Linked DNA regions of Homo sapiens: region 2 is linked to region 1. A link is an interaction called in ENCODE POLR2A ChIA-PET data of the cell type or tissue named here. Cell type or tissue: GM12878. All regions are shown on one strand. Links, peaks and the distances in the headings refer to the core of each region. The heading gives the core; the rest is flanking DNA.

Evidence for each region. Peaks named below come from ENCODE experiments on the same cell type or tissue, not always from the same donor. Only the 100,000 strongest peaks of a DNase experiment are listed, where the experiment ranks them.
Region 2: POLR2A ChIA-PET joins it to region 1 with 5 read pairs; 2 of 35 experiments call an interaction of 5 or more read pairs at or near these places.

The regions. Positions count from the first base shown.
Region 1 is chr4:110,029,650-110,037,723 of GRCh38, forward strand. No RefSeq gene overlaps it. Among named protein-coding and RNA genes, the nearest start is that of EGF, 120 kb to the left of the region's middle. In GM12878, for the core only: no CTCF peak of the experiment used is centred there; a DNase peak (open chromatin) is centred at 4,502.
Region 2 is chr4:110,084,900-110,092,973 of GRCh38, forward strand. All of the region lies in intron 2 of ELOVL6 (ELOVL fatty acid elongase 6), which reads right to left. Among named protein-coding and RNA genes, the nearest start is that of ELOVL6, 110 kb to the right of the region's middle. RefSeq lists an enhancer at 3,131-3,300. In GM12878, for the core only: no CTCF peak of the experiment used is centred there; a DNase peak (open chromatin) is centred at 3,961.

The DNA of each region.
Region 1 (8,074 bases), core at 2,362-6,361:
TGGACACTTGATCTTAGTCAGAATACTACTATTCAATGATAAAATTTCTGCCGGTGCTATTGAGAAAGTGACTCCCTTTCTTTCTGCTACAATTGCTGAGTTGATAAGACAGGATGGTGCCTCTGGGAGTCATTTTGCATCTTCTGGGGAGAGCCTGCCTGAGACTGAATCCCACAGAGAGAAATGCAAAGCTAAACAAAGAGAGAGGGAGCGAGAGACAGAAAAAGAGAGAGAAAGATGTCTACTGACATCATTTGCCAACTGGCTCCAGCTGTCTTGATCTTACCTTCCCAGCTGTGAACTCATACATTCCCTTTTTTGCCTAAGCCAGTTTGAGTTCAGTTGCTGTCATTTGTAACTGAGAATCCTGATGAATACATCTTTTATAGTCAAGGGCACATTTTTGCAAGACAATTTCCTTCAGTTAAGTTGAGGGGCTTTGCTGTGTGTATGTAAATATTTTTCTCGATGAAACTTGCATAGGTGGTTTGTATATATTACATGGAGACACTGGTAGAGCCAGGTTTATGAAATACCCCCAACAGATCGGGAGGCAGATTTGGAGGGAAATGATGCCAGTCTGTTTACTGTGAAGCAGCCGTGGGAAGCAGGAAGACACTCATAATTTCTCAGCGTCATCTGGATTCCATGGTCTGAGTGAGATGGAATGGAGTGGCTTGGGGAGTGAGGAGGAGAGTGGGGCCGGATTCTTCTGTAGATATTGCCCTGGTGCTGCAAATGGGTGAGGGAGACGAGATCTGCTGCTTTACTTTCCTTCTTCTTTCAGCCTGCCCTTATCAGCTGTTGCTATTGGAACTTCCAGAACCTGTGCCTCCAAGTCTCAATATCCTTGTTAACACCTCTGATAATAATCCTACCTTATACCCCTGGACTAAGACTCATCTAAACATGATGTAATCATCTGATTTCAATTGGCCCAGCCATCTGGAAAAGGTACCTTTCAATCATTTGGTTGCTCTGAAACTAAGCCTAAAATTACCACATCTATATTTAGTGACTTCCTAAACACAGTATCAATAAATATGGCTTCTTATTGCAAAGCTGGATAATTGCACTTATTCTTGTTAACATCTCATGTGCTTCAAAGAGTAATTACAGACAATGAGAAAGTTTAGGTTCAAAGGATTGTGCATATTATCGAATAATGAATGAAGAGTGCTTGAAAGGTGTGATGGGGTTAATCACTGAGGGCTAAAACGGTCTGCTCGTGCATCGCTAAGGGAGAAGCAGCATAAGCTCTTCCACGGTGTACAATTGATGCAACTCCACACCAGCCTAAATTCTGAAACCCTAACCACCGGGAAAACAAAAGAAGTGCTATTAAGAAATGAATGGGTTCAGTGGAGGCAGGAGTGTGTATATGTGTGTGTGTGTGGGAGGGGGCTGGGGGATAGGGGTGTGTGTGTGTGTGTGTGTGTGTAAAGTCCAGTAAAACTAACCTGTGATGATTAGCAAGAACTTCCTGCTTATGGTCTTGTCTCTCTTAACTTCATTTATTTATTAATTTTTTATATTCAATTCATTCATTCATTTAAAAAATAGTGAGACTCCACTTATGTTGCAGAAATTGTATCATGTGCTGGGTATAAAATGAGGCTGCCCTCACAAAGCTTATAGTCCATCTGGGAGACAGATGTTAAACTACAACGGTGATAATCACTGCAGAGCAAAGTTACAGTGTGAGATGCTGTAATCTAACCCAGTTTACAAAGGTCAGGACAGATTTCCCTGAGGACCTGACATTGAAGCTGAAGCCAGAAGGAGAAGGAGGAGTTAGATCAGCAGAAAACAGTAGAAAGCGTGAAGGCCCTGAGATGGGGAACAGCTGGCTCCTTGTAAAGGTGGGAAGAATGTTAGAGAGGTTGGAGGAAGGTGAATAAGGCTGGAGAATAAGTGAAGCTGGAGATGTGGGCTGGGGCCAGAGCAGGTGGAGCCTCTTGACCCTGTATAAGAGGCTGAACTTTATCTCAAAGCTGTCAGAGCCACACCACTGACAGGTTATATGGGAAACTTTACATTTTCTTTTTAAATTAAATTTAATTTCCTTTTAGAGACAGGGTCTCACTCTGTTGCCCAGGCTGAAGTGCGGTGGCACAATCATAGCTCTCTACAGCTTTGAACTCCTAGCATCAAGCAATCGTGCCAGGAAGGGGTTTGGGGCAGATCATGAGAAGGGTAAGCATTGCCTAGCACGGCACTTGTCTAAGGTGAAGGCTTTTCAAGTAAGGGTGTGTGTGTGTGCAGGGGGAGGCTCTGTCTTCCAACAATGGAAAATGGGCCTTCACTACAAATTTGGAGAGTTCAAGGAAATCAAGGTACGACCTCGAGGCATCAAGATTCTCAAGTGCATCTACCCAGGTAGCCCCATCCCAGTTCTCAGCACTCACTTCTTCCTCATGGAGGGTCGATTTTTTCTGGGAGATTGGCTTTTGCAGGGAATCCAGGCTTTTCTCAAGTTCTGCCATTCTTATAGTTAAGTCTTCAAGCCACAGGAGATGGGAGTCACTGTAAAAACTGCAAAGAGTTTTCTTCTTTTGCTTTAAATTGTTGATTAATAGATCTGCCAACAGATCTATCGATCAATAGATCACTTCCTCTCTTTGTTAAATCAGTTCCCCAGTCCTTACAGTTACTATTTTCTTCATACCTTCCAAACACCTGTCTCATTGCACCAGTCCACATAACTCTTTCCACTTTTATCTCATCCCAGTTCTTCATAGGTAATGGTCTTAGCAATCAGCAGGCCAGGGATTAGCCTTGTCTCCCACCAGTGATGTGGTTCTTCTTTCCATCCTGCAGCCTGGTGATCCAGCTAGAGGATTCCATATCTAGTATTGCTTCCTAGAACCATATGCCATACCAACTCTTAGACTGGATTCCCTGAAAGTGGCATCTGGTGTGGGATTTCTTGTTGAGGTTATTATTGGGAGAGTGCTCTCCGGAGAAGAGGCATGAGAGAATCAGAAGTAGGGTATGGGAGAAAACTAAACAAGGATGTGGCTCCCCTGGAGACTAGCTTCCCCTTGTGGAAGATCTGGAGCAGAAGTTGCACCGCAGAACTGGCCCCACCTGGGGTAGGGAGGCCTGTCTTGGATACATGAGTGAGTACTGGCTGTGGTCTGCATTGCATGTCGCAACTTCCCCCAAACACACGCATAAAGAGCTGGCAACTCTCCATTTTTTTTTTTTTTTTTTTTTTTTTTTGGTTTTGACATGGAGCCTTGCTCTGTCACCCAGGCTGGAGTGCAGTGATACGATCTCAGCTACACTGCAACCTCCGCCTCCCAGGTTCAAGCGATTCTCCTGCCTCAGCTTCCCAATTAGCTGGGATTACAGGCTCACACCACTGTGCCCGGCTAATTTTTGTATTTTTAGTAGAGATGGGATTTCACTATGTTGGCCAGGTTGGTCTCGAACTCCTGACCTCAAGTGATCCGCCCGCCTCAGCCTCCCAAAGTGCTGGGAATACAGGCATAAGCCACCACACCCTGCCTCTGTATTGTTATTATCAGCCAACACACACACACTTAGGGGATGGGTGCTCCAGGAGTAAAGATGGCAAACAACATCCAATTATAGCTGTTATTATTATCCATCATAACTGATAATATTATCAAAAGGCAGTTCATATTTTTGCAGTTGGAAAAAGTTTCCCTTCAATGGTGGCTGTGAAACTGGTGCTATATTTTTTCTCCTACAAAAGGCTATGTTTTCCTTAATGTTCACCTGTAAAATTAAGTAGAAAAGCCTATTAATTTGAAGGGAAAATGCAAGTGAATTTATTAATGAAGTGTTAACAAAAAGGTTTATTGTAGCAAGGTTCTCTTCTCATTCCCTACGAGGCCTCTTACCACATACTCACATATATTTCTCCCCTAAGAATGTCTGTCTGTTGGTTTCCGAGGTAAGAACGCGGTTTTTTGTTTTTGTTTTTGTCTGCTGTAATCGAAGCAAGTTTCCAAGTTGGTGAATTAATCCACTGTGCCCTGCTTACACCTAACTAGTTAAGAAGGATACAATATCATATTATATATGCACAAAGATATATACTTTAATATATGAACCAGAATTAATTAATGCTTCATGCAGAAAAATCCATTTTGCCTCAATATGTAAGCACTTGAGAAATGTGTTTCTCTGAAAGCTTCTGGGAAACTGCTAGAGTGATCTATTGAACTATAAACGTAAATCTACTTATAATTTATAAGCAAATAAGCCTCAGGCATGTTTTTATAGTTTCAGCCTTCTCTGGCTAGTCTTCACAGCAGAAAAGAAAAGAAGTACTTTTTGAGAGTAACTCAAATTTTCTTCCCACATTCGGTATACGTGAAGGAATTTGGAGAAATTTTGCATTTGGTGGAAACCCATTTATAAATTTTCTTGTGAAAATATTATAACCATTGTAGCAATCTTGGGGACAGGAAGTACTTGATCTTTGTTCAAGCCATCGGTTACAAAATATTGGAAGTGAAAGCTGCTGAGGTCTGCGGTGCAGGGGTAGTGGGCCGAAGTATCTTGTTAAAAGGGAAGGACTTATACATTTCAGCATTCATGTACATTTGTTAGACCACAAGTAATTATGACCTTTTTGGGGAAAAAAAAATGCAATGGAGGTGAATTGTTTCCCTTGCCAGGAGACAGAATTTTTGAGCAGCTCTCTGGAGAGCAATAATGGCCCAGCATGGGTTTGATTAATTTGCAACTGGAAAGGTATTAACTTGAGGAAAGTGTTCAAGAAATATTTGGAAGTTATGGTTTCTCTATTGGACTGCCTTGAAGATTTAGATGTCCCCCCAGGTGCTATGTGATCAGTAAGAAATGCAGTGACTCCTGAGCTTTTGGAGGTGGGTGATGAAGGGTGATGGTGATATGTTGAAGAAAATCAGATTTTCTCTTTTTTGTCAGGAGTGGTGGCTCAGTTGGATGCAAACTAGCTAACATTTATTGAGGACTGAAAATGTTCCAGGCACTGTCTGAGAACTTTTCTTGTTTATGAGAGAGGTACTACTGTGATCCACTTTCCACAGATAAGAAAAGAGAGATTAAGTAATTTGCCTCTGGTCACCCAGCTAGTTAGGAATAAAATTGAAACCTAAATAGTTTGACTCCAGGGCACATGCTCTTAGCTTTTTGGTGACACAGCTTCCAAGGATATAACCATAACCAGGAGAAGGAACTTGTAGGCTTATATCACACTCCAGTTATTCTGAAGCAAGGTTGTGTCCTTGCAAAGTTAAATGAGGAATTGGATTATTTTCTTATATATTCTATCAATTCTATTTTGCAGCCCATCTATTCTGGAAAAGTTAAGGTTGGTGGTGGTGGTTCCTGGGTCTTCGGCTATTATTTTTTCAGTCTACTTTCATAAATTCTCCACTTAATTTTGAGTCTGTACCAGTTGAAAAGAACCAAAGTAGGGTGATACAAATGAAGAAAGTAGCCTGAATCTGACTTCAAGCATATCTTCTGTACCAATGTGAACTTATAGAAGGATTTCAGTGAGACATATGTAACTTTAGCTGGGAAAAAGAGTTGGAGTGATCATGACCCTCAAAGATCACCTGGAGATGTGGGAACTAAGAGTGACTGAAGGCCAGCGACTTGGCCAACATCATGCAGAATGGCTCAGAGAAGGCTTTAAAGGGAGCCTAGCATGGGCGCTTCCTGGAACGGGGCTCTTTCCTCAGTGTGCCCTTTAAATGGAAGGCTCAGCTATCAGGCAACACTTGACAAATCGCAGTGAAAAGTAACAGATCTGGTGACAAGGTGTTTACTGACAAAGAGACAAACTCAAATGGAAAAATGTTCTTATAGGAACTCTCTTGGGCCCTTCAGCCACAGAGTGTCCTCTGGGGAAGAATACATTTGGCTCAAGTTCACTCTGGTAGAAAAGATGCTGGGCAATGAGGTGGTGGGGGCTGGTTGGAAGGGTGATAATGACAAGTTGGCAACCAAAAACAGAGTAAAGCAGATTTATGGCTTGAAAACCTAACCCAAACCACAACTGTGAAGTGCCAGGGATCTCAGGGGGTTTGCTATTTGGGGAAATCAGGCCAATTTCTTCTTCATATGTCTAGATCTTTTGAATACATCATGCTAATATTATCCTACCTTGGACAGTTGTGAAAATAGTTCAATGGTGATTGATTTACATATTCCAAAAATGTTCCTATTCTAGAAATTAATTTAAAACATCACAGCTATAAGGAATAACTATTTATGCTTCAAGTTTCCAGGCACATAGGTATTTACTGACTGAATAAATCAAGGAATATTTGCTGTAGCCAGGACATTATGTGCCTGGTCAATCCTTATCTATTTTGACATGGAATGAAATATTAAATTTATGATCAAAACATGTCTTTTTAATTATTTACTAAAATTTAATTAAATAACTGTCAGTATCATTTGCATAATACTTTTTGGACTGCTCTGTACAATTTCTTTAAAGCCTCGAAGAGTTTTGTTCATAGTGTGAGAACATGAGAGACACCTTAAGGTTTACATGCATTTAACTTCCTGTACAATTAAATTTCTGCTTTTCTATTCAGCCTACCTTGTTAAATGGGGATAAAACGGTCTTGTACAAACTCAATAGGAATATTGCAGAACCAATGAGGAAATGCCCAAAGCTCTTTGATAATCTTACTTGTGTATGCCTGGTAATTGTATTAATTAAAATGTCTTTTGCCAGCAGCACAGAAGTGGATTTTTAGTCTTTGAAATAAGTTGATTTTCAACCTGGCAATGTAGTTAAATTTGGATTCATTTTGAAATATAAGTATTTTAGAGTAGGAAAAAAATGGGTCATTTTCCTCTCTAAAGGAAACCATAACTCCTCAGAGAAATGGTTGATTCTGGGTCTGGGTCTGCAAATGCATGTGGTGATACTGGGACGTCCCATTGTGCTGAAAAGGAAGGAAGGAAGATATCAAAGACTACTGAGCACATGTCAAGAAAATGCAGAACCTGTGCTGAAGGACTCCCACTGCCAAAGGTGGGAGACTTTGAGCAGCCAAAAAAGAATAATGACTACAACTGGCTGAAATATATTGATTATATAAAAATTCATAAGGTCATAAAAATAATGGAAACAGGAAAGAAAAAAGTTCTCAAGAGTTGTCTGTCCCCTTTGCAGATGGCTGGTGCATCAAACTAATGCTCTGAAAATTAGTGATTCAAGTAAAAAAATTAAGGATTTCTCTATCCTCTCTGTATAAGTTGTATCTCAGGATGCCCAAATTGCCTTAGTGGTTGAAGAATGATTTTTTAAGCAAAAGATATTTAGTTATTACATGTAGAAGAAATGACCAAATTATCAAATCTCAGTTTTTCATCCCCCAAAGAAATAAATGAGTCAGGCAATTGTTATCAATTGTTATCAAAATGGATGCAAAGGCTGGGCATGGTAGCTCATGTCTGTAATCTCAGCACTTTGGCAGGCTGAGATGGGCAGATCACCAAAGGTCAGGAGTTTGAGATCAGTGTGTCCAACAGGGTAAAATCCTTTCTCTACTAAAATACAAAAATTAGCCAGGCATGATGGTGGGAATCTGTAGTCCCAGCTACTCAGGAGGCTGAGGCAGGAGAATCGCTTGAACCTGGGAGGTGGAGGTTGCAGTGAGCTGAGACTGCAGCATTACACTCCAGGCTGGACAACAGAGCAAGACTGTTTCAAAAAAGGATGCCAAAAGGATTAAGTGAAAGATTTCTAGGAAACTGGATATTTGAATGGTGTCAGGGTACTCATCCACAGTAGAAGAGAGGAAAGTCAGCATCATAATTAGGAGATTGCTGTCTGCACCACCTGATCAATCCTAGCATCTTTAAAAGTAGGACACCCAGACACCATGTGCCTCCTGGGAGAAGCAATATGAAATTGACAGCACCACCTAAAATATTCTTGCAAAAATCTTAAGCTTGAGTCTCATTGTTTTGTAGGCAATACTAGGGACAGAGGAATTAACTACATGATGCCACAAGCTAACAATTAGAAAAATCCAGAATGCGGGACATTTCATAGGACCATTGACTTTGTTTCCTTAATAAATCT
Region 2 (8,074 bases), core at 2,318-6,317, 55 kb after region 1:
TGATATATTAATAGCAAGGAAGAAAAGAAGACTAAGGCTATTGGCCTGAGCAACAGGGTGGATAATGACACTAGACAATGAGAAGGAAAGAAATTGATTTAATTATTCACTTATTTGTGTATTGATTAAGTTGTGGTAGAGTGTTGGCAGGGCTGGCTAAGAACATTTTTATAAAACTCCTTTCAGACCATGTTGAGTTTAAGATGGGACATCAAAGAAAGAAAATGCAAACTGATATGAAAGCAAGAGGTTAGGCAATGTATGTGCATGCGTTGGAGGGATGTGGGGAGGGGAAATCATAACCACTGGAATATTCTTCTCCTAGGAAGTCACAGGAGAGGGATGAGAGGCTGCTTCTGGGCTGCTTTGCCTCTCATGGCTCTGCATGGATGGCATGAGGCCAAACAGGAAGCCAACTGAGATAACAACTTCCTCAAGTGAGAGGTTACCAGAACACTGCTATCTCAGGTGCAAGCATCCAGTTAATAGTCCACAGTGCTGGAAAAAATAGCTGGTGAAAGGTCAGAGGCACAATTAAGAAATGCATGAGTAAAGAGTAAGTGTGCCATAGTTGACCAGAATCACAGTGTGATACCTGTCTGGAGAAACACAGCATGTATTGAACTTCTCATCTACTGAACACGTCCCAAAAGCCTTTAGTTGTTCAATGGGGACAGTTACTGTAAGAGTCCCTGGACTCTGGTGAGGGGGCATTGGGTGGTATCTAAAGGGGCATATAAGCCTCCTAATACTATATTGAAACTTTAATTACAGTAAAACATGGAGATTGTTAAAAATGCAGATTTCCAAACTTCACCACCAGAGGCTCTACTTTTTTTGGAAACAGGACCTCACTTTGTCTGGAGTGCAGTGGTGTGATCTTGGCTCACTGCAGCCTCAACCTTCCAGTTTCAAGTGAATTCTCCCACCTCAGCCTCCTGAGTAGCTGGGACTACAGGCATGCTCCACCATGCCCAGCTAAATATTTTGTACTTTTTGTAGAGATGGGGTTTCGCCATGTTGCGATCCACCCACCTTGGCCTCCCAAAGTAATCCCAAGAGTGCTGAGATTACTGGCTCTAATTTTATAGCTTTGGGGAAGAAACCAGAAATGGAGATTTTTAACAAACATTCCAGATGTCTTGATGCAAATGACCCACAGGTCACAGTTTGAGAAACTCTACAGCAAAGTGTTTCCCTCCCTCAGATGCTCATAAAATCATATTCCTATCTAATCGAAGCCACTAATGAAGTCTTTCTGGATTTAGTCCTCTTTAACTTTTTGACCTGTCTCAGTTATGTAAGCAGCATGGCATTTTAAGTCAGACCAATTAATCCTGATTCTGGAACCAGGTATGTGCCCATAGGTAAATTTCTTAATCACCCAAGCATCACTTCTTTCATCCCAAAATAGGGATGTGGTTGCATTTTATGTGCATCTGAATCATGACATTTGGAAATACCACTATATACAATATTAAGGAGGATGTACTTTATATGTTAAATTTGAAGGCATGTGAATCTCTTACATCTAAATTATACTCAGAAATCACAGTTTCAAAGCTAGTGTTCCAACTTGTTTCGTACATTTATAATATTGCCACATGAGAGTAGTGTGTTAGTAGGAAATAGAAATATTTTTGGTCATTAGCTTCTAAACCACTCTCCCTCAGAAGTTCCTAAGTGTGATTTTGATGACTCCTGTGCTGTTATTTTAATGACCACTATTGGTTAATTATGACCATGCTTCCCAGGGGTTCATTAAGTGGTAGTGTTAGTGGTAAAAATGAAAAAATTGTTAGAGCCAAGAACTTTTGAGAGAAGAAACAAAAGTTAGACACGACAAAAAGTTAGTATGTATCCATTCATTGTGTTTAAAATTGTTTTAAAACACAACATTAGATATAGATTTATAGGTTCTGAAAATACCTCCCTATGCGACATTTATTCCTATGGGAAAACTGATCCGGAATTAGGAAAGTTCTGAGTTATTTGATTATTTTGAAATATTCAAGGATCTTATCCTTGAATGTGACCGTCCTATAATAGTATTTCCTTTGCAGGTCTGTTGTGAGGATGAGTAAAGCACCTGATATAGGCTGTCTAAATGGGTTGTTAGGTTTGGAAATTTAGGGAAACACCTGTCACTGTTTCTCTATTCTCAAGAGGGGGAGCCTGTTTATTTTAAACCAGGGTGTTCTTACAAATTTGGGAGATATGAAGTTTTTAGAACAATATAAATTTCCTATTCAATATTGAGAGGTTCTTCCTGTCTCTCTTTTTCACAGCCTCCTCAGACACCGCCCCCACAAGGATTTGATGAATTACCTAAAAGTCACCAAGGGAGCCTGATTGAAACCCTCAACTCTGTATTATTAGGCCGTCTAGAAGTAGATGAGTCTAATTTTCTTTCTCATTTTCTGTAATTTTGATCAGACGCTTCTCTACTTTGCATTCGATTAGTCAAAGCTAACAAGTCACTTCTGAGGAAATTACTGCTTTAGAAATACTTTTTATAAAATTCAATCACTATTCTTGTACCCTGACTCACATTTTTTTCCTACTACAAGACTAGAGTCATCTGAATTGCCTGAAAACTTGGCAGCTCTAAAGGGTAATTATTCTCACTTTTGGACTTGATCCAATACAGGAAACAATAAAAGACTTCCAGAAGGTTTCCAAGCCCAGCTGTCTCTGACACCACTCCTCATTCTGCAAAAATACTGGAATGAGTTTTTTAGTTTGCACCTGTCATTAATGTCACAGTAGAGACACTGGCCCTTACCTTGTTCATACAATTACTTAAACCACATCTACATTTTTAGATCAAGAAACATTTAAAACTTCTGGTGGAATGAAGGAGTAATTTTTTTTAAATAGCTCCTGTTACCTAAAATAAAATTGTAAAAAAAAAAAAAACCTCCTATTTTCTAGTTGGTTTTCAGCACAAAATACTTCCAATCAAAGAGATTTCTGGTAGCTTTGTCTAGTCAAAAGATGGTTCATTTTGTCCTTAACAATTAGAGTCAATTTGGCTCTGTCTTTTCTTTTTTCAGATTCCGGCCTTCGTGAAGGTTACAAATACGTGGTTTTACTACATTTTTGAAGAGTGTTTTAAATTGCAAATGTATTTAGAATTTATAGAACATCAAAGGATTTTTCCTGTAAAAGAAACAAGAAATAATGGATAGCAAAGCCAAGGTGACCTTGACCCTCAGTTTGGAAACTTCCAGGCCCTTCAGTCATTCCCAAAGGTTTTGGTGAACTGTGCACACACAGAGTGTGTTCTCACCAAAGCCAAGCACAGAGCGCTAATTAGAGTATTGTAGCTTATACATTTTCCGGGAGTGAAAATGAGAATAAACACTAATTCTATCAAAGGGCTGGGTGCAGATAACCCCAAGTGAAAACATGAGGAATTCCTTGGGCATACAGTACACTCCTCTTACCCAACGGGGACACATTCCAAGACCCCTGGAGGATGCCTGAAACCCACCAATTGGGACACATTTCTGTTCATGTCTTCCACCCACAGATTTAATGGCTTTTCCATTTTAATAAGCACTGTGGCCGTAAGTCTTGCAGCTGGAGGTGCAACAGCAAAACTAGCATGGATTTCTGTTTCCTTCTCGAAAATTTCATGTATAGAAGATTTGTTTTCACCATAGATCTTGGCAACCTTAACATATAGTATTTTTTTCCTTACTAAGTTGAAACCTTTCACCTTTTCTCTTAAAGCACTTTCTGGCTTCTCTTTGGCATATCCAAGTAGCCAGCATCACTATTGCACTTGCAGGTCATATTAAGTAAAATAAGAGTCACTTGAACACAAGCACTGTGACACAAAGACAGTCTGATCACCAACAGGGCTACTAAGTGACTCACAGGTGTGAATCTGCTTGATAAAGGAAGGATTCATGTCCTGAGAGGGACGGAGTGGTGTGATGCAGTATTTCATCATGCTAGTCAGAATGGTGCACAACTTAAAACTGTATAAATTGTTTGTTTCTGGAATTTTCCATTACAGTTACCACCGGTAACTGAAACCACAGAAAGTAAAATCGTGGGTAAGGGAAACTACTGCACTCGTGTTTCATTGTAGGGACTAGAAGTGAGCTAGATCTTTTGCAACAAATTTCTTGGTCCTCCAAAAATCAGATCTACCCATGTCTTTTTAACTTTGTGTTATTTACTTTCTTTCTCTTTCCAGCAAATGTTACTCCGACAGCTATTTCAAGTGATGAGCATACATTTATTTTAGGATAAAATGCTTAAATAGGCAAAATTAATAATGAAATAGAAGCTCTGTCTTCTCTTCATGAACAAGTGTGGAGACGGTAGTGTATAAAAACGTGCATTCAGCTTAATATAACTACAGTTGGCCTTCAAACAACATAGGTTTGAACCACTCGGGCCCACTTGTACTCAAATTTTGTTCAACCAAACATGGTATTCCTAGGATGTGAAACCCACCAATACAAAGGGCTGACTTTTCATATATGTAGGTTCCTCAGGGCTGACTGCAGGCTTGAGTCTGTGCAAATTTTAGTATCCTGGGTGGTTCTAGACCCAATCCCCTATGTATACTGAGGGATGACTGTACATACAGACAGCTTATAAGCCTGGAATTGATTTCCATGGGCAGTTTCAGAAAATGTGGAACAATGTCAAACTTCTGGATTTCCTGATAATTGAAATTCACTCCTAAGAGATAGCATGCTATTTTTGAGATGCAGGCAGAAGATCAGGACACTAGTTGGCTAACATTGTCTATGAAATATATGAGATCCTTGCCCAATGAGAGCTTATGGGTAGATGGGCCAACTTTTCTTCTTGTCAAAGCAGCTCATTGTTGCCTCAAGATAGCAAGTCACCTATTTAAGAGAGGCAGTGCTCCAACGGAAAGACCTCAGGGCTGCATAATCACAGCCACAATGGTGATGATGGAGGTGGGGAAGGAAAAGAAAGAGGAGGAAGGAGAGGATGAGCAGAATAGTTACTTAGGTATCCAGAGGGCACATACCTCTTCAGCAGATAACTGTGTTGGAGCAATTTTCTTTGTATTACACAGCAGGCTTTAGGGTTTATTCCTGGGATTCTATTCTGAGGTTTCTTAAACCTCTCTGAGCCTAGGTTTTCTCATTTGTAAAATGAAAATAAAGTACATACCTCAAGGCAGTCTTGAAAGTTAGATAAGACAATATATTAAGAGCTTAATACAGTGCCAGGCACCAATGAATGATGTCTATTGTTAGTGTTAGCATTATACCGAAACATAAAATTCTCTCAAATCTTTTTCTCACTAATTCCTCATAAAACAGCTAAATCTTGTGTTGAGGTGGGTGTTTAGACTGTGTATGGAGAAGGGTGACTTTTTTTCTGTGGGTTCCTTTTGAGCAGCAAGATTGATAACTAATCATTTACCATTTATCTACATGTAAACCTTCTATACATTAACACAGAAATAAAAGTAGGCACCCTCTATTCATATTTTTGTCAACCATAACCCTTAAAAGATGCAATTTATGCCATCCTCAATAGCATTGTATATGTAAAGAAATCCAGTCATTGACTGACTTGAGATGTGACTCACACTTGGTGCTGGACCTGGGCATGCAGGAACACAAGAGTGACAGGGCTCCTCCTCATTAGGGCCACAAGAGGTAGGCCTTCCAGGAACTTACAGGAAAGTTTGACTTTCTTTTTTTTTTTTTTTTTTTTCATGAGACGGAGTCTCGCTCTGTCGCCAGGCTGGAGTGCAGTGGCATGATCTCAGCTCACTGAAACCTCCGCCACCTGGGTTCAAGCAATTCCCCTGCCTCAGCCTCCCAAGTAGCTGGGATTACAGGTGTGCACCACCATGCCCGGCTAATTTTTGTATCTTTAGCAGAGATGGGGTTTCGCCATGTTGGCCAGGATGGTCTCAATCTCCTGACTTTGCGATCCACCCGCCTCGGCCTCCCAAAGTGCTAGGATTACAGGCGTGAGCCACCACTCCTGGCCGAGAGTTTGACTTTCATACTTTAGAAATTCAGATTCAATTTTATTTGTAATTTTACCTTATGTGTGAATGCATAGGAAGAAATACAGAAGGTATTATAAAGGTATGGCAGAAAGAGGATCAATACAATATTCACAGGTTCGGCAAATGGAGAGAAACAGACATAGCCAACTTAATAAATACATGAGGCAGAAGATGTTTGTTTGCTTTTACTTTTAATGACTTCAAACTTTAACCTAGTTCTACTCTATCAATTTAAGGATCCATGTCCTTAAGGAGAACAGAAAATTACACACCTATTCTAGAGGTGTCAATTAGATTAGAACACACCCCAGAGTGATTCCTTCACTCCAAGGTTGATGGAAGATGGGTTTGGTCTCAGTAAACATGTATAAGGTGGCAAAAATCAGTTTGAGGAGTTAAACTGAAATCTCTAGAGGTAGGCTGTCTGTTCACAACTGGAAAAGTACTAGAGTTTTAACTATATTCCTTTTAAAGGCAGAAATTAGATTTTCTTCTCCACTATCCTCTCCTGAGCTCTGTGCCCTTGTCCTGGAAAGTTAGTTTCTTTTTCCTGCTTTGCTTTTTACCTACCTATCTATCTGCATTAAGCTAGCATAAACTCCAACTTAAAGCTGAACGCCTTCAGAGAAACCACATCCCTGCCCCCTGCATAAGAGAATGCTGAATAACTAATGATTCATAATTTCTTCAATTCATAAGCAATTCTATTAAACTGCATTGAAAATTTCTGCTCCAGTTCCGGGTTAACACAAATACCAGCTACATTAATCACCCCGCATATCCATTGCTAAGTCAATGGTGCTCATCCACATCTCAGAACAAAAAATACAAAAAGCCACCCCTCTGTCTACTATTGTACCATTAGTAGTCAAATGAAAGGAGCAAAAGAAAATCGTTGCTTTATAAAGTTGTTAGGAAATTGCAATGTGCAAGGAATGAAGTATTATGCCCCGGATCAATCAATCATTTTAATTACATAGATTTGATTCTAAATCCCAGGGCTCTGGAAACTGTAAGAATGATCTAGGATAACAATGAATACAGTGAGGATTGCTTGCACAGCCTCCAGCCAGCATAACAATTTAGTTATAAGTGATAACAAGAAGGGATCAAACAGTCAGCACCAATTCTCACTTAACAAATTTTTGAAACACATGCTAGGAAACGAGTTTCAAGGAGTGCTAGCAACCAGTGAAATTAGTCCATTTACTAGTAGCTCTGGCTAACAAGAGTTGCCGGTTTCAAGGAAGAAACAAGAGCTCCCTATGTCATATGCAAAATCAAGTCAGATCTGGGACATCTGTCAATACCCTAGTATCATCAAAAACAGATGACAGTTACTATTTAGAGCTTTGATTAAAACATGGAGAATAAAAATTGACAGCTTTCAGGAAAGAACTGTCAATGCTTTCAAGGCCGAGGTCATAAGAGGCCTGTAAGAAGTTTCATATGGGAAAAGCATTTATATGTAGGAAAATGATTTTCATTGCTCTAACAACAGCATATAACCATACGGCGGGTGACCAATTTCTCTTTAATGAACACTAATACCACTCTTCTCTACCATCCTCCACTCATATCCACACTTTAAGGACATGTGGACTATCAGGGGAAGGAATACTCATCTCGCAATGTTTCAGTTAATTCTCTGCTCACTAATGAGAACGACCAGAGAAGAAAAGTCTAGTATTTTTCCATGTTATTCTCTTTAATGTTTCCTTCAGCTAATCTATAAGTGTGGCTACAGTATTTTATTTATGGACGTCAGCATCATTTGAAGCATTCCAGATTATGCAATTAGGCAATTTCATTAAAAGTTCATTCCTTAAGTCTGAAGAATTTTTTAAGGATTCAATTTTTAGTTCGAAATCTTGTAGTACACACACACACACACACGTGCACACATCCCAAACCCTGCCAAACAAGGATCTGTGGAGGATTTATGAGATAACATGAAGTTTATACAAACTGTAATCCCTAACTATGTCTTAATTCAAAACAATCCTTAACAAATGCCTGCAGGTGTTATTATACTTACATCTAAGTATA